2 separate regions of the Homo sapiens genome follow, and region 1 is linked to region 2. A link is a loop called in an ENCODE intact Hi-C map of the cell type or tissue named here. Cell type or tissue: Caco-2. All regions are shown on one strand. Links, peaks and the distances in the headings refer to the core of each region. The heading gives the core; the rest is flanking DNA. Region 1 has its middle 220 kb from the start of TMEM38B. Region 2 overlaps ZNF462 (zinc finger protein 462).

Evidence for each region. Peaks named below come from ENCODE experiments on the same cell type or tissue, not always from the same donor. Only the 100,000 strongest peaks of a DNase experiment are listed, where the experiment ranks them.
Region 1: a loop joins it to region 2, with 14 times the contacts of the local background. A loop is called at or near these places in 3 of 110 quality-filtered maps.

What each region holds. Positions count from the first base shown.
Region 1 is chr9:105,905,701-105,921,186 of GRCh38, forward strand. No RefSeq gene overlaps it. Among named protein-coding and RNA genes, the nearest start is that of TMEM38B, 220 kb to the left of the region's middle. In Caco-2, for the core only: no CTCF peak of the experiment used is centred there; a DNase peak (open chromatin) is centred at 5,931.
Region 2 is chr9:106,911,190-106,926,675 of GRCh38, forward strand. ZNF462 (zinc finger protein 462) reads left to right here. Exons shown (of 13, transcript NM_021224.6): 2 at 12,165-12,414; 3 at 12,944-15,486. The coding sequence starts at 12,195. Among named protein-coding and RNA genes, the nearest start is that of ZNF462, 56 kb to the left of the region's middle. RefSeq lists an enhancer at 4,922-6,121. In Caco-2, for the core only: no CTCF peak of the experiment used is centred there; DNase peaks (open chromatin) are centred at 9,882 and 10,432; H3K4me3 peaks cover 431 bases.

The DNA.
Region 1 (15,486 bases), core at 4,753-7,252, 1.0 Mb before region 2:
TTCTTGTCTGTCCCTTCCACGTGCTTGGAACACAGGATCCATGGGGTAGAAAGCTTGACTTTTATCCTTGTTTGCGGACCTAGTGATGGATAAATAAAACTGTTTCCAGATTGTTGCTAATGAACAAGGCTCTAGTGAACATTATTGTACATATATCTTCGGGTAATCTTTGATAGATATTGTCAAATTACTGACCAAATTATGATATTAACTTGTACTCCCATCGACTTTGATCAATGGCTTTCTCCATATCTTTGTTAACACTGGATCATACAAATCTTTTCCCTCTTTTTGGCCTATGTTATGAGCAAAAATCAAGTATTTTACTTTGTTTTAATTTGTATTTCCCTGATTATGTGAAGTTGAATATTTTTTCGTGTGCTTTTTGGTCATTTGTACTTTTTATTTCGATGACAAACATGTTGCTAGCCCCACTCTCAAACATGGTTCTGTTTGTAAGAAATAATAAACAACTGGTAGATGATTACAGTGTCTGCTACATGTCATGTGGTTATATATTTTTTTCTGGCTGTTTATCTTATTGATTGGTAAGAACTCTTTATGTTTTCTGGAGTTAACTTTGCTGTATGTGTCACAAATATTCTGTTTTTCCTTTGTCTTTCAATATTGCTTAAGATATTAACATTTTTTTAAAACATGGAGATAGATTCTTAACTTTTCCATTTCTGTTATTGTAAAAATAGCATGTGCACCTGTGAAATGTTTTAAAATCTATAAAAAAGTATTCAATGAAAAGTGATTCTCTCCCATGACACTAAGGTAAACTTGTTATGTTAGGCCATTCTTCCATTGCTAGAGAAATACCCGAGACTGGGTAATTTAAAAAGAAAAGAGATTTAATTGGTTCACAGTTCTGCAGGCTTTATAGCAAGCATGGTACTGGCATCTGCTTGGCTTCTGGGGAGACCTCAGGAAGCTTACAATCATGGCAGAAGGCAAAGGGGGAGCAGGCACGTCACATGGCCAGAGCAGAAGCCAGTGAGAAAGAGTGGAGGAAGGGTGCTGCACACTTTTAAATGATCAGATCTTATGCGAACTCAGAGTGAGAGCTCACTTGTCACCAAGGGGAAGGCCCAAGTCATTCACGAGGGATCCACCCCCATGATCCAGACACATCCCACTAGGCCCCACCTCCAATACTAATTCAACATGGGATTTGGTGGGGATTTACATTCAAACTACATCACTTGTGTATCCTTTCAACATTTTCTTCATATGTTTACATGGACATTCATTCATCATTCATTTATCATTCATTTCTCCAGTAAATATTTACAAGTCATTTATACTTTTAATAGATACTTACTGGCTATCTAGTATGTTCCTGGCATTGTACTAGGTATATAAAAAAAAGATTATATCTATATGTGTGTGTGTGTGTATATATATATATATATATATATATATATAGTCTACCTTTGGTTTTTGGGGGGAAGATGTGCTGTCTTAATTCTTATTTTTACATTTGAGATGCTTCTATACTACCATAAACATATCTACCTCATTGTTTTTAATGTTTATTTTATTTTATGTATATACCAGAATATATTTAATCTGGTCCTTATTGATGAACATTTACATTGTTTCCTGTGTTTGCAATTACAAACAATGTTGTAGTGAATATCCCTGTAGCTATATCTCTGCAGGCATGTACAAATATATCTGTAGCACAGACTCCTAAAATGGAATTGCATTTTAAGTTTGATAGACATTGCCAAATTGTCCTCCAAAGCTGTGTTCCAATTCACACTCCCGTCAAATGTGTGAGAGCGCCCATTTCTCTGCTTTATTTGCAGCCCTGGATATTATCAGTCTTAATTTTTTGCAAGCATAATGGGCAAAGAATGACATTTCATTGTTTTATTTTGCATTTACCTCATTAGGAGTGAAGCTGAGAATCTTTTCATATGTTTATTGGTCATTTGTATTTCTTCTGTGCTGTCTACACTCTTTCTCTGTGTTTTTATATTGAGTTGCCTTTAAAAAATTTAAATTGATCTGTAAATTCCATATAGTATGGATATTCATGCCTTGTCTATTATGTGTTGCAAATAATTTTTGCCAAGGTACCCTTAGTCTTTTAATATTGTTTATGGTAGAACCCCACTTTTTTGATGGAGAACACAGTGTGGTCCTGTGCAGACCACATTTCTATAATGTCTTCCTGCAGATGTCTGAAACTATGTTTAGGGTAGTTTTTTCTTTTCATTCAAAATTCTTAAATGACTATGGCAGAATCCTGATGTAAAGGCAAGGAAGAATATTTCACTGACTTTGTGGTTGTCATTTTCCTTGTGTTGACAGGGCACTTCCTTATTTTTGTCATTTTCCTTGTGTTGATAGGGTACTTCACCATTTATTTGCACATTTTCCTACAAATGAAAGCTTTTTGTTTTTCTGTTTAAAATGTTAGGACTGCATGTCTGTTTTCTAACTTAAAAGGTTGTATTACATGTAACACTGGATGGCCCCTCATCCTTGCTTTAAATCATCATTTTAACAACTACTCCAGGGAGTTCTAGTGATTCAGTGGAAATGACTCAGGCGCCATCAGTGGGCGTGGACTAAAGAGGATAGGTAGAGGTTCCCACCCTTCTTCCATTTGAAGAGCTGCAATTAGGCTTCTGTATTATTCCTTCTGGAGAAAGCAAGGGTTTTTGTCTTAGCAATCTTGGACTAGAGTGAGGTCTTTATTTTCTAAAGCTGTGAAGTTCTGGGGACTTCAAAGAATGTACTCCTTTTATATTATAATCTCTCCCTCCCCTCCTAATATGAGACCTGTCTTCAAGCTTCATTCATTCCAACTTCATTTGGACATAACAGTGCTCAACTCGTACTAGATATTTTCTCTCCATTAAACAAAGCCATATTAGCTGAATGCTCATAGGTATTCATAGCATAGATTTTGGTTAATAGACCATCATGAAATCATTCTTTTTTTTTTTTGTGAAAGTACTACGTAGTAAGATTCATCAGTCTCTTATTTTTAGAGCAACAGTAACTCACATCTGCTGAAATATATGAAAGTTCCTATTTCAATCAAGAAGTTCATCTGGGGCAAAGGTACAGCAAGAAAGGAAGCAAGTGGAGGGACATTTCTGAACATAATCACCAATAATTCCCTATAGCTGTCATGGTGCTTTTGACTACAGTACTGGGAACTCCAACCATGAAGATAATAATGATTTTTTTTTTTTTTTTTTTAACAAGAAGCCCACAGTGCTGGTTAATTCAACAGCTCAACAAAGACCAAGGTTTTTTGTATCTTGCACAATATGGTCGCTGTGGTTCGGGGGCACGTGCACATGCAACATTGTGTGGTGTTTTCACTGCTGGTGAACTCTCCACCAAGTCTCTTTTCAAGAGTGAAGAACCTCCTGTCCCCAACCCAGAAGCTGATTTCCTCATGTCTCATTTGTTGGAACTGAAACACATCTTCACTCCTAAACTGATTACTCCCAAATAAGTGAGATTAGTTCAATCAATTTACTATCTGTTCAAGATTTTACACTGAGCTGGGGAGAGGGTCATCTTTCCTTGAGTGTTGGTTACCTGGTCATAATCGGAGAAGGTATTGTTAGGGGGAAAGCATAGGCAATCAAGAGAGTTGCTAGGATATTGCTTTTATTTTAGTTAATGTTTGTTTTCCAAAACATTAACACAATTATTGTTGAAGCAACCTGATTTAGTCTTTGGAAATTTTATGGTTCACTTCAAATGATTGTAAATAAGAAAGACAGTGTGCATGTCCATATCTGAAATCTTGTTCCACTTCTGAAAGGAGCACTGAGTAGGGAGGGGAATAGAACTTTGTTGCTGTGAACAGAATTACTGAATAGTTGGTGTTAAGAAAAAAGAATCAGATTTATTAGAGGCAGAACTAGATGTACAGTTCCTTTATAATCTCCTCACTCTTCTCTGAATATTTAATACACACTATCCAATTTTAGAATTTCATCTGTTGGAATTTGCATCCATCTAGTTTGGCAACAATGGATGGCAACCATCTACTAATGAGTTTTAATAAATGAATTAGTTATTATGATTTTGTTTTAGATTGGTTGAAAGGAGTTTGGGCATAACAGTGCTCAACTGGTTCTAGATATTTTCTCTCCATTAAACAAAGCAATATATATATATATATATGATTTTTTTTCAGATAGCAATTTGCAGGTTCCACATGTTGTCTAAAGAAAACAATGGTGGGGAACAACTTGGATTGTGCTAGTGGGGTATTACATACCTTCATGAAAGTTGACTCTGTGGTAGGTAAAGTTTGCAAGGTACAGATTTCCATGGACAGAGATAAAATTGTATGTGTTCTGACTAAAGCCACTGCTGGGCTCTGAAGACACTGGAAATCTAGTTAAGTTACATGCAGTGCATACTGTTCAGAGCATGGCAAGAGTAACAAGAAGATTATGCACTGGGTCAGGACGCATGTGGTGCCCAAGGAAGAGCACCAACTCCAGAAGACATGAATTATACGATAGGTAGCTCCAAGCTATTTGAGCTGAAATTGACCCTTCGGGGTCTGGAACCGAGTTCAAATTTCCTCATGCTGTCATGCCATGGAATGCAGAAAGGGGAAGAGCAGAGAAGTCTCACCTCTTACTAGGCTTTTATATGCTTGCAAACAGCAGAACTTATTCTCCAAAGTAATTTTTCTTCATGCATCCAGACCTTTGAACCGTGCAGCCCAGAGTCAAGCCTTGAGCTTCTATAGCAAGTCATCATGAAATTCAATGCCATTCTCAGCCTTGGCAAATATATTTTTCCACTGCCTGGGAGCTCCAGAGACCTGGTGGTCCTGACCTACTGAGGGTTGGAGCTAAAGAGACATGCTGATGATGGTGGTCTCGGGATGGGAATGAGTAGCAAACAAAGGATGATCTGTGTGTGTGTGTGTGTGTGTGTGTGTGTGTCAGGGCGGGAGAGTGTGTGTGTGTGTGTGTGTGTGTGTGAGAGATAGAGAGACAGAGAGAGAGAGACTGAGAGACTGAGAGAGAATGTACCTGTTTCTAAGAGAAGCCCTGGTAACAGGTTTCTGGGTAAATGAAAGTTGTATTGTCTTCCATCAGAGATGACTTGAAAATAAAGTGCTTTAATGCTAATACTGCAGATGTCTGCAGGAAACTCAGCACCACACTGAACACTGTAGTTAGTTAGCTGTGCAAAAAAGTACATGAAGGAAAGGGCTAATGTGCAATACTTCTATTTAAGATAGAAGGAGGAAATAGAAATTGTGATAGCATGCTATTTCAAGTAATAATAGAAAGTACTTGATGTTTACATGGTGAATGGATCAATACTAATTGTGTAGTCAGCGCACATACAGTAGTTTGGATTATACAAGTGATAGATGCACTCAGTATAGCTGAAATTTCCACCCTGCAACATTTATTTCTTGCTGCGTGTTAGATGGAATTTTCCACCCAACTATCTGGAAGGATTTGCATAAGAATGGTGATAGAGCAGTATTCTTTAATGATGTGCTTTTCTTTGTTAAACTTCAAAAATGTCTATGGTGCATGATGAGGTTTGGGTGAATTGCCAAGCTAATGCTTTTATATTTTCTTTAAAGAGCTTATCTTCACTGTGTTGTGGGAGTTACTTTATATTGTGGTTATAAAGGCAGTGGCAGTAAAGTCGAATTTGTAGCAACCCCCAATAAATGCCTCCTCCTCCTCAAGAGCTTGGTCCTGTTAAGAAGGGAATTTGGGAAGGCACTTGGCTGCTACTGGTTCAACTGCAAGGAGTCCGTTGAACTCATTTTATGTTCTGTACCTGGTTCTGCTCACCAAGAAGTGAGGAGGCCATTCTCCAGCTCCAGCTCAAACAATGACCTCTTGTTAGCCTAAATCAGCACCGTTCTGTCAGACAGGCTTGAGATCAGCCCAAAGTCTGGTGCTTTCATGAAGTTGAGTTGAATTATTCAGATGAGAGTCTGGGAGCAAATGCTGTTCGAAAAGTGACCTTTTTGTCCTCCCCACAAGAACCTAATGTTTACAATGTGAGGAGGAAAAGGGACTGGAATCTTGGGAATTCCAGGAATGCAGTCACCAAGCAAAAGAAGACTCACTCTCCAGATTTTGCTCCTCAGCAAGGATTTGCAAGTACAAAAGTGGAAAAACAAAACCCCAAAGCTGGAGCTCAGAAGGGTAGTCCAATAGAGGACTTCACATTAACCACAGTTTCAATGAAACAAAGAATTTTGAAACCCAAGTGTGGAAGGAAGCTTAGAGGTCACTTAATCTGACCCTTTGCCTAATGCATGCATCTTTTTCCCAACACAGCTTTGCAGCTCATTGATCATAAATTGTTGCATGAATACAGCCAAGGACAAAGAATTCACTTTCTCCCAACAGCAAGGATAACAGATGACATGACATGGAGGACTTACTATGCACCAGGCATAGTGGCAAGCCCTTGAGATTCATTATCCTATTTAATGTGCACAGCAGCCTTATGAGGTAGGTAGTTATTGTCATTCCCATTTTACAGATGGGGAAATGGAAGCTTTCTGTGTTGCAGGAAAGGGATTTAAGCCCACAAAGCTCCAGTTTTATGTCCTTAACCCCTAGACTCCTCTGCCCAGCCTGTTGCAACATTGGTAGTGCTGATCATTACTCTTCTTTCCTTTGGAGACACTTGGAACACACCTTGCTCCTTTTTTTACATGATAGCTCTTCAAGCGTTTGAGGCAGCTTTCCTGTCCCTCTTCTGGTTTCTCAGTTCTTTTTCTTTCTTTTTAATTCCAAGAAAACATTCTCCTTTGGCTCAGTTTGATGAGTTCCTCTAGAAACATTTCTGTTTACCAATGCTCTTCTCAAAGCATTTCATTTATTTATTGAACATTTTACAGAAACCTCATACTTTTGCTTTCTTTTATTAGGAGACAGTGGGCTTTATTGGTGACATCTAACCATGAAGGCATCTATTTTGGGTGCCCAGGGAGCCTTTCCAAAGAGCACATGATGAACTTTTTCCACAGCCCTTTATAGGGAGAAGGCATTAAAAAAATCCAAAGCATTAAAATAAGCCAGGATTGAGCTTCTATGTCATCCCTGGTAGAAAAGGCAATGTCAGAATAAAGAATAGGAAGCTTTCTTACAAAGCTTTAGTGGTGGTCCTTCAGGGTCCTGTGGGAGAACTGCTCTTGGTTGCAAAGACAGATCTAATTCAGCTTCTGACCTGGATTCTCTGAAGCTCACTGGCAGGTCACCAAGCCCCTCTGCATTTGCTTCCCGGCTTGTGAAAGGTGATCATGTTGTTGACACTCTGGTGTTATATTTCTTATGGAGCGAGTTCTGACTCAGAATCAGGCAACCTGGGGCTTGTTGCACACCCTTGGGTGAATCACTGTTCCTCTCTGGGCTTTAGTGTCCTCAGGTGTAAAGTGAAGATAAGTAAGTCTTTATAACCAGGTTTGGAAAAACTTAAATGAAGTTACGTTTGTGAGAGCACCAAGCTTCGTAAAAGTTAGTTGAATTGGTCTGTAATGAACCTTGTGTAGGTCTTGCAGGGTTTAAGACTATGACTCATGTAAAATTGCAGTTCATCATAGTAGTGAGGACTAAACTGACCTTTTTCTTCTCTCGCCCAAATTCTTATTGAAGGGCCCTGGGGAGTAACACGCTACAATCCACAAAGTCTCATCAGAAGGGTATTATTTACGCCTACATAAGGCGGCTTACTTTCCAGTCTGACTCTGGCATAGCATCACATGATAAAGAAGGAAATAAAAATATTTTAACCCCAAATATGTTTTATTTGCCCTATCTTGAAATACTCCTGCAAAGCTGACTCTTGTGGGGAAAATCTCCATTCTGAAGAGAATCCCCTTCCTTTTCTTTCCTTTTTCCTAATCCAGGAGAGAATCAACTTTGAGAAGAAACATTTTCAATCTGTTCTCTCTGAAGCCTGCTACCTGGAGACTTCCTCTGCATAATGGGAACTCTGGTCTCCACAAACGCTTTTTTTAACTCAGACATTGCTTTCTATTAATTCTGAGGCGTTAGATAATAATTTAACTTTTTCAACCAATTGCTAATCAGAAAATCTTTGAATCTGCCTGTGACCTGGAAGCCCCTGCTTCCAGCGTCCTGCATTTCCAGACCGAAGCAATGAACATCTTACATGTATTGATTGATGTCTTATGTCTCCCTAAGATGTATAAATTCAAGCCCTATCTTGACTACCTTGGGCACGTGTTCTCAGGATGTCCTGGGGCTGTGTCATGGACTGTGGTCACTTATATTTGGCTCAGGATAAATCCCTTCAAAATATTTTAGAGTTTGACTCTTTTTGTTGATAGTAGAAACAGCTAGCTTTAAATGAGCATTTCCTACCTGCTAGCTTCAGAGTTATATTATCTTGTTCATTTTTCATATGAATTTCATATGAGTGAGATGTTTACTTTTACCTCCCAATGAGGAAACCAAGGAATAGAAAAGGTAAGTATCTTGCTCAAGGTCCTGGGATTAGTAATTGGTATTGCTGAGGTTTGAACTCAGGCTGTCAGGTACTGCTTCTATGCTGCTGATAAATGTATTCTTTAAATGAGTATTATTTTGCTCTGAAGAATCTCTGAGTACTGATGAACTTGTGTTAGAAACATGCTGTTTCCTTCCCAGTCCCTGGAGAACAATGTCTGTTAGGAGTTACATGCATAGTGTCTCCCCAGCCATGAGGAGGGTCTTTCTGATGGTCAAGCTCGATCATTGCAGGCCCATGGAGACCCCCACTGTGGTGCAGCTCTGCATAAATAAAGATCAGCACAAGTGAAACTGCCATTGAGCTAACAAAAGAAATTGATTACAGAGAATTGCATTGAAAGGATTGTAAGTTAAAGACACGGACTTGCTAAAGCAAAGCTATTCTGAGTTAAACAGTGTTCATCACTAGTAAGAAATAGAAAAAAATAATTTTTTAAGGAGCCATTTGTATAAGTCACAATTTTTTCTAATCCCTGTGATTTTCTCCAAATACACATCACTAACGAAATAGTTTTGTTTCCTTACCCACCCATCTTTTTTCTTTTCTGATTTCAGTGCAAAGTTAGAATAGGGAAAGGAAGTGATGGTCCTTTATTGGTTTAAAAATACTTAAGTGTTTTTACACTGTGGGAAACTTGGATTTTCATTTAATGCAGTGGAAAGAACACTGGGTTGTGTTAGAGATTTGGCTTCCAGTCCTGGTTCTGTGTGATGGAAATGTGTTTACCTTGAGGGAAACACATTCCTTCTCTGGGTCTTCTATTCCTCATCTGTTGGGGTTGGTGAAGGTGATTTTTAAAGTTGTCTAAGTCTGGATGCCACATGTCAAAGCAGGTCAAGGCAAGGCAAGGCAAGTCCATTTAGTCAATCAATACCATTGGAGTTCCCATTAAGCATCAGACCTTGTGCTGGGTGCGGGAGTACCAACAGTGAAAACAAAGACATGGAGCTTCAGGCCAGTGTAGTTGTAGCTGGGATTATATCCTACCACTGTGTGGGATTATATCCTACCACTGTGTAGGATTATATCCCACCACTGCCTCTCGCTAGCTAGGGAATCACAGTTCCGTTGTTTTGCTTTTGTGCTCCATTTTCCTCATGAGACTGTTGTGCTAACAAATGTATACATGTCAAGAGATTTCCATGGTGCCTGGCACTTAGTAAACATTTAAATAACATTGGCTTTTACTAGAATTATTATTGGAGGAGGGAGGCAGATGCTAATCAAATAATCACATATAAGCATAACAAAATCAATTTCCTAAATGTTCTGAGAAGGATTTCCTGTTATCAGAAGGATTTCCTTAGCCTGGGAAGTAGTGATTGAGGTTAAGCTCTGAAGGATAAGTTCATTAGTTGAAGGGAGAGTTGAAGGGAGAGTGGAATAGAGTCTTAGGGAGGTGGAACAACATAGCAAAACTTCTATAGAGGGCAGAAGCACAGATTTTTGGGAACTTAAAATAGGCCAGAACAAAGAAGAACAAGGAGAAACATGGCAAGAAAGGCATTTAGAGAGGGGAACAGGGACCATTTGAGCCTAAGATGTTAGAAAACTGGTTTTTCATTTGCTTAATGGAGGTCAGGGTTCCAGTTACAGCCATGTCTCTGATACCCTGAAGTGCTGTTTGACAGGGTTTTGGCTTTCTTTAGGGTAGAATCTAGGAGGAACCAGCTTCTGAGTGACACTGGGACAGTACATGTGATGAGTGATGGCTCAGAAGGGTTGGTATCACCTGGACCGTCATGTTCTTAGGTCATGCTTCAGGGACCAAAGTCCCAGACTTAGGTCTCATCATTTCAATGCCCTCTTCAATGTCCTATGGCTGGTCAGATCTGAATAGAGATGAAAGGCCAAACTGAATTTTTCCCTGTCTATAGGGAGACAAGTCTTAACAGGCCTTCAGCTATTGGGATCACATTCATTATTTAAGAATCTGAAAAAACTTGGGGATTATCTATCTAGAGAGATGCATCTACATGTTTGAACCCAAATTTGAGTGCATTTTTAGGTTGGGTATGTAGGTCCCCATGAAACTCATTCATGGTCCCAGTTATATATCCTTTCACTGTGTCTTAGTGCATTTAGTGTTGCTATAAAGAAATATCTGAGGCTGAGTAGTTTATAAAGGAAAGAGGTTTATTTGGCTCATGGTTCTGCAGGCCGTTCAAGAAGCATCATGCTGACATCTGCTCAGCTCCTGGTGGGGGCTTTTGTGTTGTGTTGAAACATGGCAGAAAAGGTCAAAAGGGGAGAAGGCATGTGCACAGGGGGATCAAACCCAAGGGTTGTTCTGGTTTTATAACAGCCCACTCTCATGGGAACTAATTCATTCCCCTAAGAGCCAATCCAGTCTCACCAGAGCAAGAACTCACTGCCCTGAGAACAGCATCAAGCCATTCATGAGGGATCCACTCCCTAGACCCAAACACTTCCCACGAGGCCCCACCTCCCAACACTGCCATGTTGGGATCAAATTTTAAAATGAACTTTGTTGGGGACAAACAAGCCATATGCAAACCACAGCATATTGCAAGGCAATGTCCGGCATTGAAGCCTGAGGATCCTCTTTCTCTGTCTCCCTGCTCTCCGGTCTGTCCTCTCTTTTGCTTTTCTACTGTTGTTGCCTTGATTTTGGACCTTCATCAGTATCCCTCTAGGCTATTTTTATTTCCTCTGGATTTGTCTCTCTGCATTAATTTCTCCCCCTCCAAATTCATTCTCTACATAATCTATAGAAAAAAATTATATTGAAACGGTGTATGTGAGATAAAAGTTAATAAAATTATAAAAATTTATTTTTAGGATAAAGCAATAAGGTTTATTATAGATACTTTGGAAGATACATGTAAGTTTTAAAAATTCATAGTCTCAGCACCCAGAAACAACCAATGGTAAATTTTTCTTTCAGTGTTTTTATATGGAAAATTTCTTTTTAGTAGTTGTGATCAAGCTATACGCCTGTGTATTTTTATATTGAAATGTTTTAGTTGACATTTATTTTTTCTTTAGTTCAAATGCACGTATTTTTAAAATTTTTTTATTATGGAAAGTTTTTTTTTTTTTTTTTTTTTTTTTTAAGACAGAGTTTTGCTCTTGTTGCCCAGGCTGGAGTGCAATGGCATGATATCGGCTCACTGCAACCTCTGCCTCCCGGGTTCAAGTGATTCTCCTGCCTCAACCTCCTGATTAGCTGGGATTACAGAAACCAACCATCAAGCCCAGCTAATTTTTTGTATTTTCAGTAGAGACAGGGTTTTACTATGTTGGCCAGGCTGGTCTTGAACTCCTGACCTCAGGCGATCCACCCACCTCGGCCTCCCAAAGTGCAGGGATTACAGGTGTGAGCCACCGCACACAGCCTATGGAAAGTTTTAAACATACACAAAAAGAAAGACATTATTATAATGACCCCCTCCTCCACACACCCAACATTTACCTTCAGAAATTATCAAACTTTTATCAGTTAGCTTTTGATGTGTAACAGTTGGCCTCAAAATTTAGTGGCTTAAAATAACAACTATGGATTTAGTTCATAATTCTCTGGAGCAGCAATTTGGGCTAGGCTCAGCTGTGTGGTTCTTTTGTTAGTCTTGACTGACCTCACTCATTCATCTGTGTGCATCTGTGTTTCACTGCCACTTAGCTAGATGGCTCTCCTTCTGGGATTGCTAGCTGATGTCAGGGGTGACAGGAAGAACTAAGTCCTTGTATCTCTCACCATCCACAGACTATCTTTGGACTTCTTCATGCTGTGATGGAAAGATTCCAAATATAGAGAGAGGGCAAGTATCAGTGCACAAATACTTTTCAAGTCTCTGCTTGCATCTCATTTACTAATATTTTACTGGCCAAAGCAAGTCACAGGGTCAATCTATCCTCAAAGAATTGAGAAATAGATTCCACTTCTTAAAGGATATCACACATCAATTGCAAGGGCAAGGGTGTAGGGTGCAAAAAAATTTGTGGCCATTCTTATAATCTTCTACAAATGTATTACTAATCTTAACATTAGTAGGTCATCATTTTTTGATGTTATTGGTAACTTGTTGTAAATATAATTTAGATGGCTAAGTAATATGTTACCTAGTGGATGTACTGAAGGTTGCCTGACCATTCCCTTATGTTGGGTAGTGAGAAAATTGCCATTTTTTTCTGCCATTATGAGTAATGCTACAATGGATGCTTTGTCACAAAGCTTTTTCTGGTTTTAGGATTATTTCCTTAAAGTAGTCACAAAAGTGATATTACTGTGTTAAACATTTTTAGAGCTCTTAGTACACTTCGCCAAATTGCTTTCCAAAAGGATTGTATCAATTTACCCTCCCACCAATGTGTGTGAGTACCCCACAGGGATCCTTCTGCAATGCAAATCTGATTGTCTCATGCCTGGTTTAAAACTGGGCTCTGTTGCCTTCACAATAAAGACTAAACTATCTAAGACAAAACTATACCTACTACATGATTTTTGAATAACTGAAAGACTATTTTAGCTTGATGAGACCCTATATTCAAGGGTTATAGAAGCTAGTAGGAGGCAAGACTGGGTAGGTTCAGAACCCAGTTTTCATATTTTCCTGATGGAAACCTGAATTTCTATCATTTTCATGTTGTTTTCAATTAACATGTTGTTGCATGTTTTCAATATGTAAGTATATTATGGAAGAGAAAACTGAGGGTCAGAGAGTTCAGTGCTTAGAGTGGAAACTTACAGCTTTCTATCTGTGGTATCATCTAACTATTTTGCATCATATAATCTTTGAAGAGGAATTCATATACATAAGCTTAAGAACATATTTAACCAATATAAATACATTATAACACACATTTGTTTTGCTGGTTAGAATTCTCTAGTTCTTAAAAATTAAAGACTAAAATTTAGAGTGAGACAGATCTGGATTTGAATTCAGGTTCTGTCATTTACTTGAATTTGAGCAAGACTTAACATCTCTAAGCTTCAATTTTGTTATCTGTAAGACATGGATAATAATACCTAGGTCTTAAGGGTTTGGTGATGATTCAACCTATATTTCAAATGTCAAGCAGAACCATTCAACAGTTCTTCTTATTTGAGATGAATATGTAAATAGAAGGGAAAAAATAAATGTAACCAAAATTAGGAGGCTTTACTAATTTAAGACTATAAATAAAACTGTGTGAATTTTAAAAGTTACCATGGTTTGGGACCTAGTTCAGTCTACTAGTTGAAGTTCTTGCCTTTTCTGAAGTTTACCTGTTCTCAATATTTGTGCTAGCCACAAGGGTGATGAATCATTGCTTCTCCTTGATGCTCACTTATCCCCTGCCTAAAAGGGAGAGCAGAGACCAAAATGACTTCCTTGAGGTGAAGTTCCTCAACCAAGGATTTCCTGGCAGTCCTGTCTGCTCTTCTGGATGCCTCCAGCACCCCATGGCCAGGGAGGAAGGCAGCTATTGATGAGAGCAGGGCTTGCACTTTATTATTTCTCCAGAGGAGTATCTGATGAAGCTTTCTCTGGGCCCCGAGGATCTCAGGACTTGCCTGTTATCCCATTACAGGTAACATATCTACACATTTACTCAGGGCCACCTGGTTTTCTGCTGCTTCTTTACTTAGGGATATTCTAGAATGGCATCATTCAATAGAAATATAGTGTGAATCACATATATAGCTTTGAATTTTCTAGTAGATACACTAAAAAAGTATATATACATATAGATGAAATTAATTTCTATAATGTGTTATTTAACCCAATATACCTAAAATATTATTTCAACATGAAATCTATTTACAATTATTAATGAAATAATTGACATGATTTTGTTTGGAGTTTTTGAAATCTGGTGTATATTTTACCTCTGCAGCACATTTGAAGTTGGACTAGCCACCTTTTAAGTATTCAGTAGGCACACGTGGCTAGTGGCTACTATATGAGACAACACAGTTCTAGAGGAAAACTACCTGGGCTCTAAGTGATACAACTCTCCAGGAGTGTAGGTCTTGTAACTATTTTCCCTGAAAACCTACTTCTGCCTCCAGCTAAGCTGGGTCTGTAAGGATCTTGGTTTACTACATACTGGGTCTAGAATTTGTCCCATTAACCTATTATTTACTGTGTTTATTTTACCAATCAAGACAATATTTCCCATTCAGTGAATTCCCTTTCAGTGGTCTCTTGTGTCTCTCTTTCTATTTTAATTGCTCCTACCCTGATGTATTAGAGAAAAATGTTTTTTAATCTTTGAATATAAACATATAGAGGGCAAGAGAGTCAGAGTCTTAATTAACTTCATTTCTCCCATGAGGCTCCTTTGCTCCTATGTGAATTTGTGGATACAAAGTGATATGTGGGAATCTGTAACCCAAATGCTGTACAAGGATATGATGGGGAATGGATGATTCTTAGCAATAGCCAGCAGTGTCTGAGCGTTAGGCAATGGCCTAGCTAAAATGTTCTGATACATAAGTAATAATGACATGCTCAAGGAAGTGTGATGTTAGATGGAGTATAAAGGAATGATATGGAGGCGCAGAGAGCAAAAACTTCCATACTGGCAGAGACCTCCTAGAGGAAGCAGCACTGGGAAGAATTCTCAATAATGTTAATAGGGTCAACAAGGTCCTACCGAAAACAAGAGCTTCACATGCCTGATTTCTTGATGTAGGAATTATTATCCTTTTTTCAAAGATGAAATAGTGAAACTCAGAGAGGTTAGATAACTTAGGCAAGGCCAAAAATGAAAGGACCCAGGTCTAGGGGGGGGGGTAATCCAAAAACCCTTTTCATTGATTTATTGCTGCCTTTGACTATTAGGTGGTTAAGGATTGACTCAAGGGATCACTTGGAGTGTACATGATGAGACTTCATTAGAGAGCAAGAAGTCTTCGCAGCAAACATTTATAATTTCTTACAAAGGATATATTATAGTGTATCATTGTTCTAGCTGCTATTGCAATGAAACAAATTACTTCAAAATGCCATAAAACAA
Region 2 (15,486 bases), core at 8,992-11,491:
TACTCATGTTAGTTTCTGATGCTGGTTCTGCAACTTAGTATTTTCTCATTAATTGCTATATAAGAAGTTAAATATTTGCAAACAGTAGTTGTCTCCTGTGCTCTTCAAGGACTGTGTAGCTATTATTGCATTCATCCAGTCGGCAGCATTTTAAAATAGGGCTCCAATGCAGTGGAGCAAGGAATGCTCACTGTTCTAGCTGGTGGTCTCAGGGACTGTTTCATACAGGAAGGAAAACTTGAGCTTGGTCTTAAAACTTGCTTGGGCCTCAGAATCACCCTGAGAATATGTAAAAAAAAATTACTGGACCTCAACACCAGAGTTTCTGATTCAAGTCTTGGGTGGAACTCAATAATTTGCATTTCTAACAAGTTCTTTGGTGATGCTGATGCTGCTGGTCCAGGGATTAGACTTTGAGAACCACTGTCGTAAAGGATGGGAATTACTTAGACCTTCCAAAAGCAGGTAAAAGTGTTCTACATGGAGGAAAACCGTGAACAAACATAGAGATCTCAACATCTTCCTGATTTTCTAAGCTATTCTCTTCAGAATGATAACAGGCTTTTCTAAGAGACCCTTAGGGAAGATAGTTTAAAAGTTAAAGATGATTCCCAGACTTTCTGATACATTTAGATTTTTTTATATCCAACAAATGGATATAGATACCCTCTAGGAATAAAGTTAGATAAATAAAGAATGGATAAAGATAAATTAATATATTAGTAAAGAGAGAAAAATATTCCAAGTTGGTTTCAGAATGCAGTATATAATTTGAAGCGAAATCCAGTATGAACAATATTCTGGTATCATTAGTCTGAGTCATTCACTAGATGTTCCACAAAGAGGCTGGCTTTTTTGACAGACATTCGTAAGGCTGACTACTCCTTTCCTTTCCATTTTACATGAACCGACCCTGCTATGTCCAGATCCTCCTAAGGCTCGTTCAGCTAGCCTCTTCAGTGACTTTGTTGGCAGTGCACATTTTCCATAAGAAACAAGATGATGTTTCTCGTGGGGTAGATTTGGCAGGCATAAAGCTACTACATAACATTGTTCCGACTCCATGAGGTTGGATTCTAAAGATAATTCAGTGTTATAGCTCTTGTTCTTCTGTGTATACCTTTGTCAGCAACTTTCAGTCTTCCAAACATGTTTCCAAAGTATAAACACACTGCTTGCATGCCTAAGAAGTTCTTTGAATAGTCAATCTGCAAAAAAATGGATTTTGTACCTTTTCAGTTACTCTCCTGGGTGTGGATTCAGAGTAGAGGAGACACTTGTGGTTATTCTGAAATCTGCCTTCCTGATGAAGACTCATTACTGAGAATATACGGGGCATGGACCTTAAGTGTGAATACTGTTGAACAACTGACACGTATGGAATGTCTTTACTTGTGAGTTCCTGTCTCAAATTATGAAATTCAAAAGATTTTTTTTCTGGCTTCAGAAAATGCATGTGCCAGAAGGCTTGGGCAGGTTATTTTTCTTGAGACTTCAGTTTCACTCTCTGGAAAATGAAGATGTTGGACCAGGTTGGACTATATGGTCTTTAAGATCTCCTCTCCATTGGACATGATGAACCTATTGATGGTTAACTTTTAGAGTAGAGTCTTCTCTTTGACTTAAGGAAGGCACAAATAATATTTCAATATTTTTCAGGGAGGCTAAGAAGAAAAAATTCTGTTTCTACCTGATTTTGTTACACTCCCTCCACTGAAAATGTTTATACAGTTTTGAGCTATAGGACAGAATTGTTCCTCTGGCTTTCCAGGATACTTTGCAAACAAGAATAAAAAAGGCTTTGTGGAGGGAAGGCAACCAAATGGTCTCAAGTGTAGTCAGGTGATGACTCCAGGTGTCACATCAGTTCAGGGTAGCTTAGCGGTGTTATAAACACATAGGTGGAACAATGCAGCCAGAGGCAGCTTCTCCATGGATGATGAGGAAAAGGAGGATGGTCATTTACTTAAAACTCATGGACAAGTGGAAACTTAGAATTGCCAGTGGAGACTTAGAATTACTAGTGTCTCAGTAGTCAGCTAACCACTGTGATGTGGCTTCATTAGCTTCATAAGCACTAGGTTTTGCTTTGTTTTTCTGTTCATGGATGCTCTCTGGAATTCCTTAGGTTCTTGAACGTTTAGTTCGATTTTGTACCACTGGTTAATTTTCTCCTGGAAAGCAGGCCTGCATACAGTTAGTACTCATAGCACAAATCTCATCAGAGCCAGACTTATGCCGGGCCCTGGGGATATAAGAATAAAAAAGAACGTATTACTTGTCCTCTGAAGAGTGACTTATAGTAGCCTGGGGCCCTGTCACTTTGAAAGAAGATGATTTTACACATTGGAGAGGAGAACATATGCATTGTTTTTCACAGAAATTTTAGTCAGAGGTCACATGCTAAAGACTTAACTTTTTTTTTTTTGAGACAATCTCATTCTGTGACCCAGGCTGGAGTGCAGTGGCATGATCTCGACTCACTGCAACCTCTGTCTCCCAGGCTCAAACAGTTTTCCTGCCTCAGCCTCCCGAGTAGCTGGGATTACAGGCACCTGCCACCAAGCCCGGCTAATTTTTGTGTGTGTTTTTAATAGAGAAGAGGTTTTACCATGTTGGCTAGGCTGGTCTCGAACTCCTTACCTCAAGTGATCTGCCCGCCTCAGCCTCCCAAAGTGCTAGGATTACAGGCATGAGACACTGTGCCCAGCTGACTTGACCATTTTTAATGACATTTGCCCCTTACTCACAAAACTCACAGGATTATCAACTGTGCAAAGGTGGATACAAAGGCCGTATCACTAGGAAAGACAGACCAGTCACATGCCTTCGCCTAGGATTTTTTTTTTTTTCTGAAGAGATTTTTGGTAACATACCCAAATTAGAAAAATAAAACTGAAAACTCATCATGATATCATATAGCATGAGGGCTGCTAAGATCATTTAGAACCACACAATTCTAAAATCTTGGACCTGGGCTCTCCCAGGTTGTTGACCCTCTAAGGATCCAGAGACTCCCCAGCCAGGACCCCATAAAGGGCCTCTGAAGACAGGTGGGTTATATGCAGAGAACGAAAATACCTGGAGATCATTAAGTTTTCAGTCTCAGCACTATTGACATTTGGAGCTAGATAATTCTTTGTCGTGGGGACTGTCCTGTGCGTTGTAGAATGCTTAGCAGTATCCATAGCCTTTACCCACAGATGCTGGGTATGATAACTAAAACTGCCTGCAGATACTGCCAAACAGCCCCAAGTTGGGGCAAGCGGGGAATAAAATTACCGCTCGTTGGGACTACTGCTTTATGACAACACAGGGTTAGTAGAGTCATCTAACACTCATGACCAATCTCTGTTGGTTGGTTGGAATCCTATCATTCAGAAGCTCTAGTTCATTCATTTGTTCCTTCCTTCATTCAGCGTATATTTCTGAGTACCTGTTGAGTACACTGAGTGTTCCCAAGGCTGAAGAGCCAGACAGACCTAGACTCCTTCTAAGGGTACTTGTGTTCTGGTGGGAAGAAAAGACCACAAACAAACAAGGGTCATGCCAATAGTGAAGGAAATAAAGTAGTGGATTGTGGTAGAGAGAAACTGTGTGTGGGTTGGTGGTGTGAGTAGGGGTTTCAATTTTGTAGATTTTGTAAGGGTTGGGAGTGGTGGCTAAGATAGAGTTGTCAAGGAAAGCCCCTGGATTTAATTTATAAGAAGGCAGTCACATGAAGATTGGCATTTATATGCCTCTGAATAATAAAATGTAAGGGAATGAATTTAATCAGGAAAAAAAATCTTAGAAAATATGAGAAGAAAATCTTGTAAAACAGGTCCTTTGTACAAAAAGGTTGAACGTCATGATCTAATCTCTTCATTTAACAAAATGATCAAAGTAAGGGCCTCAAAAGACTTGCTCTCAAGGTGAAGATGGCAGGCAGAGACATCATACCTACTGTCGCTTTTTGGTTTTAGTGATCTGAGAACAAATTCCTTAATGGCTGGATAGGCATTTCTGTATGTTTTTTTTTTTTCTTTTTTTTTTTAAAACAGCTCAACAGTGGATATGCTGAAAAACCTAACTTTGTTGGGCAAAAGTGGGATTTATCATTAAGGATATATGGAATTCGAGGCTTGGCTCCTTAACTGAGCACTGTAGTGTTTTCACCTGGTAATAAAGTCTACTGTTGTGTTGGTGGACAAATGTCTAAGCTTTCTGCTCAGTTCTTGGGATGTAAGAAGTTTTAGGAATAAACTTACTTGCTAAAAGTAGATTGGGGATTGCAAGAGAAAAGAAATTTCTTAGCTTTCATTTTTAGAACATTTCTAATTTTGGAGTATATTCCAGTCCCATATAGAAACACATATGGATGTTTCTCCTGCTATAAGGTTGCATTAATTTGTTGAAGCAAGGGTGGGGAAACTAATGTATCTGAATGGGCCAGTTGGTTAGTTTGATAAGAGAGAAGGACAGCCTTCTGTTGGCTTCTGCTACAGGCAGAAGTCAAGAAGAGGAAAACAAAAAATCACAGTCCCCTTGAGTAGGAGGACTTGAAAGCATTTACGGTCTATATAGGCTCAGGCACTGTTTGCCTTTTCAGAAAGCAGGGGTTTAGGACTTTATCCTCACAGGGTAGTTATATTAGAAACCATGGTTTGGAGAAAGACACACAGACAGGCAGATCCAGGTGCCAGGCTTAGGTAATCAGTTTTGTCTGCTATAAGAAAATAGACTGGAAGGGTTATTACATCAGGGGCTGCCACTGATGGAGGCAGGCTCAGAATCATTCTCGTCTAAAGCAAGTGAATTGTCTGAATTTTTTGAGCAAATGATGAGCATACAAAAGTGAGCAAGTCTCAGGGAGATTAGATTGAGATTTTCCCCCAGATAAAAGAAGTTATTTCAGCAAAACTTCCTCACACACTCCGCAAGCCACTGGCCATACATCATTTTTTTTTTCTTTGCATAGTAATAGAAAACAAGGTAAGTTGTTAAAAATGGTTTCTGGATTCATTCACTGAATCTGTAAAATTGAGACTTGGTATGTTTGGCTGAATCTTGTGAGGCACGAACACTTTGGGCCATGAAGACGCACCCAAGGCCCAAGGTCAGTCAGGCTGACCAGCCCCCAGGGAAAGTTCTCAATTCATGTCTTGGTCTTTCATGATGTGGAAGATGACTTGTACTGCAGCTTCTGCTTACTCTGCGTCTTAATCAGTTCTGTAATGAAGACCCAGCAGCATATCTGCAACTTCCCTTTAATTTTACAATTTTTGTAATGAGAGTTCTTGTGTGAAAAGTGTCTGTAGAAACCCAGCCAGCATTCTGAAGAGTCGATAAAGCAACACCGTGATTTTCTGTCTCTGCTGTTTGGGCGAGGTTTAGCTCTGGGGGGGGAGAAATCAGTTATCTGTTGTTCTAAGTACAAGGGCAAGAAGAGCTGCAGTTTCCAAGGAACTTCCTGGTGAACCCATGACATTTCAGAGAATTCCTCAATACTTATTATTTCTCACTTACTCATTCTTAGGACACCAAGAATGGGTTCCCATCATTTGAAAGGACATGATGAGCTGGAATCTCATTTATCATGGTTGCATTTTGAGAATTTCATTGAGGGGGAGTCGTCTTCATTTTGTTTTGTTTTGTTTCTAAACCACATCTCAAGAAAATTGTCAAGACGCTTCTCAGAATTAGAATTATCCAGTGAACTGCAAGTTCCCCTTTACAGACAATGAAGTCTAAAGCTACTGAGATATCAGCCTGCTTCCTCCCTTTCTTTTCTTGTCCCTTCTCTTCTTTTATCTCCTTATTCAAATCACACGCTTCCTTTTCTACGGACAGGAGAGCTGGCAGACTGCCTATTGGCCTGTTGGCCTCAATTAGCCTTATATCATTGCAAAGGAATGCATGAATTCTCCAGAAGGTATGTAGTATCTCTTTCTGTATGAGACACTTACTACCTGCTTTCATAACAGGTCACTCAGCCGGAATGACTTCTTATTTACATATCCAACATTTTTAGCCACTTGGATTACATCCCTAGATGCTCATTTCATTTTAATGATGATTCCAAAGGTATCTATTAAGAAATAGTACTCCAGCATACTCTGTAGTACTTGAAAACTTTATGCAGGAGAGCGATCCTAAAATAAAAAGTAACCTGAAGGCTAGCATCCTTGGCCAGTAGGTGATTGGGTTATTAATCTGCAAATTGCCTGCTTCAGACTTTGTGCTTATATACAAGGTCCCACAGATGGACCAGGCCAACTGTATACAACAGAGGCCACATGCATTGGCAGGACTTCATCTCATGGTATTTCCCTGCTACTATTTAACTTCAGTCTCATATTGGGGGTTACATATGTGATTGCAAATTAATCCTTTCTCTTCTGAAAATTTGGTTTTGAAGAACAGCTGTGTCTCCCTTCTGAATTCCTTAATTATTTATCCTCCCTGATATGTTAAACCTTTCATTAGTGTGGTGAATTGCCAAGAGTACACAGAACTGCTTAGATCATGTAGCAAAAAGTATAAACATTTGATAGGTCATTTGAAGACTACATGGTGAGCCAGAATCTGTAGTAGTACCAAATGCTATGGGATTGTTGGAGGTAGCTTGTTGTTGGAAGTTGCTTGTTGGTTTATTTTGCTGGTTTATTATTTTTTTATATTTATTTATTTATTTATTTATTTATTTATTTATTTATTTATTTTGTGACAGAGTCTCACTCTGCCACCCAGGCTGGAGTGCAGTGGCGCGATCTCGGCTCACTGCAACCTTCTTCTCCCGGGTTCAAGCAATTCTCTGCCTCAGCCTCCTGAGTAGCTGGGATTACAGGTGCCCACCACCACACCCGGCTAATTTTTTTTATTTTTAGTAGAAACAGGGTTTCACCATGTTGACCAGACTGGTCTCGAACTCCTGACCTCCTGATTCATCCACCTCGGCCTCCCAAAGTGCTGGAATTACAGGCGTGAGCCACCACGCCCTGCCTGCTGGTTTATTGTTTTACACTATAACATGGAGATAGTACCGATGTCATTTGTATTTATTCAGAAAAGAACTGATTCTGCCCCCAGCTCTTGTTAAATTTGGAGGGCATATGCCCATATATGAGTTAAAATTAAATCAAGAAAATTAATTACATATATCTGTATGTCATTAATTATATCTATAATTATGTGTGTTTGTGTATAGATATATATATTTAGACATTCTATATTTGCATTTGTAGATTTGATTCCATAACTGCTGTTCCTGAAAGAGATTTCACCTCAACTTTTCAGGTCATTACTCTTTGGAAAGATGCTTTAAATGATTATTAAATTATTAGAACTTCCACTTCAGCCATAACAAGTGTAAATGATTAGTAGTGATAGAGAACTTCCCTTGTTGCTAAGAATAGCAACCCAACATTTATAAGTTTACTAGTGCCTTTTTAAAAAAAATCATTTTTCATCTTAAGGTCCTGGGGCTTGCAACTGAAAATATTAATCTCCCAATACACATCACAAATCTTTGACCTCAGCATATCAACAATTTCTGATCTGCAAATACATTTTTTAGAATGATCTTTAGTCTCTTGATTTTTCTGTTTTTCTAGCTGAACTATTCCAGAATTTATGTATTCTATTACCTGTCCTTGGATAATTGGTTTTTCCATTCATAAGAAAGAAAACTAAGAAAAGTTCAAACAACAGGTGCTAATGAGAGCCTTTTATTAGAATTATGATTGAGGAGAACTGGGAAGTTTAGTGTCTTATAAATGAAACTAGGTTTCTGGAGTGGACAGAGGAAAAGCACCTTATGGTGTTTCTGGTTCTATTTCTCAAAGGCTTTGAAGGTTATAATTAGTTGCTACTGAATCACATGGCTGTGGTGCTTCACAGCTTTATTTCTGGGCTGCAGTCCTTCAGTCAGAGAACAGGTTAGATCCAGGCAAGGCCTATGCCTTTTAATTTGATCACTTCCTGAAGAGAGCTGGGATTTTGACTTGAGGACCACATTTATGCTCCTGGGCCCTCAAACTAAAGAGCAGTGTTTGCCAAGCTGACCTGGACCAAGTGATGGTGGCGGGCCTGTAAGAATGCTGTACAATGTCAACACCTCCCCGCTCCGGTTACGTCTGAGCAGTGAGTTGGAAGGATGGACGATGAAGCTGTGGTTTGTCTCCTTCCTCCTTCACAGGAGGGAAAACTGAGGCAAATGGATCTCTGGAATTCTGAGCACAGAAAGTAGGTGGGCAGGTGGTATAAATTAAAATTGGTGTTCTTAAGATTGAAAATGAGCAGGCTTTGTCCATAATTTACTTTTCCCCATTTCTGTATATATGTTTCAAATCTTTGACATCATCTCTGGATGTTCTTTATATCTTAAAGAGTTTGTCAAACATAAACAATTGGATTGTGGGTTTGCCCATCAAAACCCCACATTTTGAAATCCTTCAAACTGTAAATGCAAACTGAACAAACCAGCAACGAATAAGTAGTACTAAAGGCAGTGACTAATTAGGATGGTTTAGGGGTTTCATGTTAGGAGGACCAGTCACATTAGGTGCCAGTTATTTTAGAATGAATCTGTGTTCACCTTGCAGGGATCATGATGGGTGGTGTTTAAAGTCTAGGCATCTGAGGTCTATTTGACCTTGAAGGGCCTAGACATATATCTGGGGTAGAAGACAGGGATGCTTGTTTGATATGTAGATTCATCTCATGACCTTTTGAAATAGACTCTTTTTAGTTAGTTCAGAAACTTCCTCTTTTACTTTTGATTTTGCTGATTTTGGTGAGAAAAAATATTGCTAATTTCATAATCATAGTATTATTAAATGAAGTCAATAGATATGAGATCAAAGCTTTTAACTTAAAATCATAATTTTATAGCAGATCAGTGACTAGGTTAGCCTCTTAGGGTTGCTGCTCTTCGGGATTGATGAAGAAGATATGCAGAGCTTATTTCTCACCTTTTTTTTTTTTCCTCGGTTTTGGTTTCTTAGAGGATTACCATCTGCTGCAAAAACATATGAATGGGTCATCGTCATGTCCAGTGTGTTTTTGTCTCTGTCCTTCTCTACTCCCTTCCCCTCCACTTGCTGTCACTTTTTGCACATGTGCCCATGTACCATCTCATAAACATATCAAGTTTCTCTCTCTTTGATTGGGCCATGCCAGCAACTTCTATTTTCTTCTTCTGTCAGCGTCTTCAGGAGAAATGTGTACACAAAAGCAAGATGGCTTTCAAAGTAGGCTACATCCTCCTTTCAGTACTTGGTGCAGACATGAAATTGAAGGCCATTCAGCTCTACCTGATGCTGGTTCTCTCAGCGGCCTGGAGATTAACCTCTTCTAAGGCTCTGAGCTATTTTTGAGGCAGAGGCTGCAACAACATTAAAGCTAGAACCCATTAGGAAATCACTTTCATCATCTCTTCTTTTTCCAAATCAGTGACTCTTTTTCTGATCTCATAACCCTTTAATCTCCTTTGTAGCAGAACAAGGAGATTGTTAGTTTATGTTTGTGTCCAGTGAAGTTAGCATCCTTGATAATAGCTTCAGAAGACACCAAGATATTAGAGAACTACATAGAGAGATGAATTTCATTTCTAGGTGGATGACTTAATGCCGAAGGTGCCCTGCTTTCCTTCTGCAGAACCGTAACTTCTGTTGATGTTGTGCAAATCAGGCTCAAACTTTCCAAAAGACACACAGCAGAAAGCCTTTTGTTGCATTATTTCTAAAGGCTTGAAGTTTTGAAGGGAAGAGATTTTGTTTTCCTCTCTGCTACACAATGGAGCTTTCAGAGAACCTCCTTTAAAAGGAATAGCTACAGCCTTTGTGTTGAAGGGTGTGTCTGTTGGCAGGGTCTGCTGATGCAGACAGACTGGCTGGTGATTAACAAAGGTCATTAGACTTTGGAATCTGGCAAGCAGAGTCGGATGGTATGTCTTCTGTGTGTGGAAGGACGACTTCCAAGAAGCCAAGGCATTCTGGAGGTCCCCCCACTGCACCCCTAAATCCTGATGTAGAACAGGATCTGGCCCAGGGTCATCCTGCTCTGACCAGGGCTCTGCTGGGACTAACAAACCAGCATATCAATCATGGAATAAAAGAACCTTTGGAGATCTTGGTGAATGACATTTGAGGAGGAGAAAGGTGCTGCTTTTCAGAGAGAAATGAAAACAGTTAATTCTTTGTTGGGAAGAGAAGAGCATAGGAGGAGCCCAGCCTGCTCTTCTAGCATTCATTTCTGATTGTTAGCCTAGCAGACTCCAGGAGAAGCCATGTTGTGCACGGAGGAGAAGCTCTGAGCTAAAATGGCTGCCCCTAAAGCTCAGAGGACTAGGGCAGCTTAGTGAGTCTTAGAGCTTCAGTGACGCAGGAGCTCATATCTCTTGAAAGTGTGATAAACACATTCAGCAGAGCTGTGGCTTGTTTGGCTGAGATGAAAGGACTAAGCTTGGGGGATGGGGAGTGCACACTGGATGATCTGCTTTTTTCTGTGAAGTGTTCTAAATGCAGGAGTTGTCTGCACCATGGAAAAATTTGTTTTCAGGTCTAATGGACTGTGCGAAAGGAGAAGTGGGGTGGGGCCTCAGTGACTGCTGTAATTTGATCCAGAGCTGATAGCAACCTCTTCCACACAATTTGGGTTGGTGCTTAGACATAAAAGCTTGTGTATCTGGAATATTGAGACTTAGCTGAAAAGAGTCTGGTGCACAGTTCAATGTTTATTGAAAAAGGATAAATTGCTGGGTGAAAGAAGAGGAGGTAAATATCTGCGGCTCACTCTGCAAGCTCAGTCTGTCCAGAACTGGACTTGCCAGAAGTTATTTTAGCAGGCGATCAGGAGGAGCATTCTTTGATAGAAAATCCTTGTGTGATGGCTCCTTTCACTACATTGATGTATTATTACTGGACTTTTTTGTTCCTGCAGAAATAATTTATCTTTTACAGTAAAAGTATAGAGTATTACATCATAAAATACATTGGCTACGGTGTTAGTTCTTGGACATCTGGTTCTAGATTACAGTGACTCAGTAGAGTTTGTGATGATCTTACTGAAGTAACTTACTCATTAGATAATAACAGGGTATCTCAACTTAGGATATACATTAAGATAGGAAGGACTCCACCTTTCTAATACATTTTTGACTTCTTGATGGTGGGACTCTCCTTTGAGTTAGTGTGTAGCTTTCTGTATATTTCAGTCACAAAGTAAATAGCAGAATGAAGGTAGCTGGGCAAGTTTTGATTTATTCCACGGTAGGTTCACAGCTTTTTGCATCCAGGTATGTGCTTCATGTTTGTAAAGGAAAGAAGTGGAAAAAGGTAAAGTCATGACTTAGAAGCCCTTCTTCAAAAATGCAAGTTTCTGTTGTCTTCATGCAAATTGAGGTGCCAAGGTGCAACTTTAAACAGAAACTGGATTGTCATCCAAAGTTGGTTGTTTGAAAATCTCATGAGGAATATTTTATGACCTAATTAGATTGAAGAAGCTGTTAGGTTATAATTGGTAGGTAGTAAAACAGCAAATAGTCATTTAGCTCATGGAAAAAAAAACCCACAACTAAACTATTTGGAGAAGGGAGGAAAGAGAGGTGCACCCCAATATCAGCAAAGTTATTAAAGTAAGAAAAGCTACAATAAAAATGCTCTACCTCCACCCCCAAGATTTAAATACTATTTCACTAATTGGTGATAAAACACCAAGGTCATAATACTAAATAAACAGCTAATGAAGGTTGAAATTTTCCCTTTCTTCTGTGTGGACATCCTCTTTACTTTTGAGATGGTTCCAATTTAAAAAGAAAATGAGTCCAAGGCAGAACCAAAGCCAACATTAAGTTACCAAGAAATTTGGATTCAGTGGAGAAGCTCAGAAACTTCTAAAACTTTTGAAGTATTAAGCGTTTCCTTGACAAATGGCATTGGAAGACATATCATGCTAGAAAATGTTTATCTGGTATTTTTCCTTCTTTGAAGTTATGAGGTCAAGGACATCATCTCCATTATGTCTGATTGCCTCTCTTTAGCCAATGTTCCAACTGGCAAAGTCCAATAAGAGAAATCTACTGATACTGGAATTTTTTCCCATTAATGGATATATAGCCCCATCAGCTCGAGGTATGTGATTAGTGCATTCCTTAAGATGTTTTGTTCTGACTTCTGCCACAGGTTCCTAATGTGAGAGGCTAGACCCAGATCATGGAGGTGCTTCAGTGTGATGGCTGTGATTTCCGAGCCCCGTCTTATGAAGATCTCAAGGCACACATTCAGGATGTCCACACGGCATTTCTGCAGCCAACTGATGTTGCTGAGGACAATGTGAATGAGCTACGATGTGGGTCCGTGAATGCCAGTAATCAGACAGAGGTGGAGTTTTCTTCTATAAAGGATGAATTTGCCATTGCAGAAGATTTATCAGGTAAATCTATACTAAACTTGGCACGGCCGATGTATTTTAATTGCTCTTGTTTCCTTTTAGCCTGTAGCCATGGTTCTTAATATACGTGGCTTTTGCAGAGTTTCTTGTGCTTTGCTAGCCATTTTTGTGGTTTGGGCATCATGTATCTCTCCTTGAGTACCTTAGGTTTTATCCTTTCGAAAGCTTCCTCATATATCCTACCTTTCAATTTGGAGAACAAGATAGTTGCTTGGAAAGTTCTAGAAAAAGTAGTACAATTTATGCAACTTGTATTTTTATAGCTGTGTGGCTCATTTATGGAGATGAGGAGAATACCTAAAGCTATACACTGCATCTTTATCCATGAGAAGGTGCAGTACGTATATCTTCATTGATGCTTTGTGAATACTCTTCAAGGCCTCATCTTGAGACTTCAGGCCTTTTGCATGTGATGTTTAGTAATGAAGAATAATTGGAATGGTACTGATTTGCATGATTGGATATTTTAATTATCTTTTGCTTTGTCACTTTCCTTATGCTTTTTCTTTAGGTCAAAATGCAACTTCATTGGGGACCGGAGGTTACTATGGCCACAGTCCAGGATATTATGGTCAGCATATTGCCGCTAATCCCAAACCAACAAACAAGTTTTTTCAATGCAAGTTCTGTGTACGCTACTTCAGGTCAAAAAACCTCCTCATAGAACACACTAGAAAGGTCCATGGAGCTCAAGCTGAAGGGAGTTCATCAGGACCCCCTGTCCCGGGATCCTTAAATTATAATATCATGATGCACGAGGGATTTGGAAAGGTCTTCTCTTGCCAGTTTTGCACATACAAGTCACCAAGAAGGGCAAGAATAATTAAGCATCAGAAGATGTATCACAAAAACAATTTGAAGGAGACCACTGCTCCCCCACCTGCTCCTGCTCCAATGCCAGACCCTGTGGTTCCGCCCGTATCACTGCAGGACCCCTGCAAGGAACTGCCAGCAGAGGTTGTGGAGCGCAGCATCTTAGAGTCTATGGTCAAGCCTTTGACCAAATCTCGAGGCAACTTTTGTTGTGAGTGGTGCAGCTACCAGACCCCCCGCCGAGAACGCTGGTGTGACCACATGATGAAGAAACACCGCAGTATGGTCAAGATCCTTTCCAGTCTCAGACAGCAACAAGAAGGAACTAATCTACCTGATGTGCCGAACAAGAGTGCCCCCAGCCCCACTTCCAACTCCACCTATCTGACCATGAATGCTGCAAGCCGGGAGATACCCAATACTACCGTCTCCAACTTCAGGGGCTCCATGGGCAACTCCATCATGAGACCCAATTCTTCAGCTTCCAAGTTTTCGCCCATGTCTTACCCTCAGATGAAGCCGAAGTCACCTCACAATTCTGGTCTAGTTAACTTGACAGAGAGATCCCGTTATGGAATGACTGACATGACCAATTCTTCTGCTGACCTGGAAACTAACAGCATGCTAAATGACTCTAGTTCTGATGAAGAGTTAAATGAAATAGACAGTGAGAATGGTTTAAGTGCTATGGATCACCAGACATCAGGCCTGTCTGCAGAGCAGCTGATGGGCTCAGATGGCAACAAATTATTGGAGACCAAGGGGATTCCATTTAGAAGATTCATGAATAGGTTCCAGTGCCCCTTTTGTCCTTTCCTCACCATGCATCGACGTAGCATCTCTCGTCACATAGAAAACATCCACTTATCTGGAAAGACAGCTGTCTACAAATGTGACGAATGTCCGTTTACTTGCAAGAGCTCGTTGAAACTTGGGGCTCACAAACAGTGTCACACGGGTACAACGTCAGATTGGGATGCTGTGAATTCCCAGAGTGAAAGCATTTCTTCCTCACTGAATGAAGGTGTGGTGTCTTATGAGAGCTCAAGCATCAATGGTAGAAAGTCAGGAGTCATGTTGGATCCCTTGCAGCAGCAACAGCCACCGCAGCCACCACCACCGCCGCCGCCACCACCACCATCACAGCCACAGCCACTGCAGCAGCCACAGCCACCACAGCTGCAGCCACCACATCAGGTGCCACCCCAGCCACAAACACAGCCACCACCAACGCAGCAGCCACAGCCACCCACACAAGCCGCACCTCTGCACCCATACAAATGCACCATGTGTAATTACTCCACCACAACTCTGAAAGGGCTAAGAGTCCATCAGCAGCATAAACATTCATTCTGTGACAACTTGCCAAAATTCGAGGGGCAGCCCTCAAGCCTACCATTGGAAAATGAGACAGACAGCCACCCCTCTTCCAGCAACACTGTGAAGAAAAGTCAGACCTCAATTCTTGGGTTGTCCTCCAAGAACAATTTTGTAGCTAAAGCCTCTAGGAAGCTCGCCAATGACTTTCCTCTAGATTTGTCACCCGTGAAGAAGAGAACCAGGATTGACGAGATAGCAAGCAACCTTCAGAGCAAAATTAACCAAACCAAACAGCAGGAAGATGCAGTGATCAATGTTGAGGATGATGAAGAGGAAGAGGAAGACAACGAAGTCGAGATAGAGGTTGAGTTGGACAGGGAGGAAGAACCGACAGAACCCATCATAGAGGTTCCCACTTCCTTTTCTGCCCAACAGATATGGGTAAGAGATACCAGTGAGCCCCAGAAAGAGCCCAACTTCAGAAACATCACCCACGATTACAATGCCACCAATGGGGCTGAGATTGAGCTCACCCTTTCTGAAGATGAAGAGGATTATTATGGCTCCTCAACAAACTTGAAAGATCACCAAGTTTCCAATACTGCTCTGCTGAATACCCAAACTCCCATCTATGGGACTGAGCACAATAGTGAAAACACAGACTTTGGTGACTCTGGAAGGCTTTACTATTGTAAACACTGTGACTTTAACAACAAATCTGCCCGGAGTGTTAGCACCCACTACCAACGAATGCACCCATACATTAAATTCAGCTTTAGGTACATCTTGGACCCCAATGATCACAGTGCAGTGTACAGGTGCCTGGAATGCTACATCGATTACACCAACTTCGAAGATCTCCAGCAGCATTATGGCGAGCACCACCCAGAAGCCATGAATGTACTCAACTTTGATCACTCG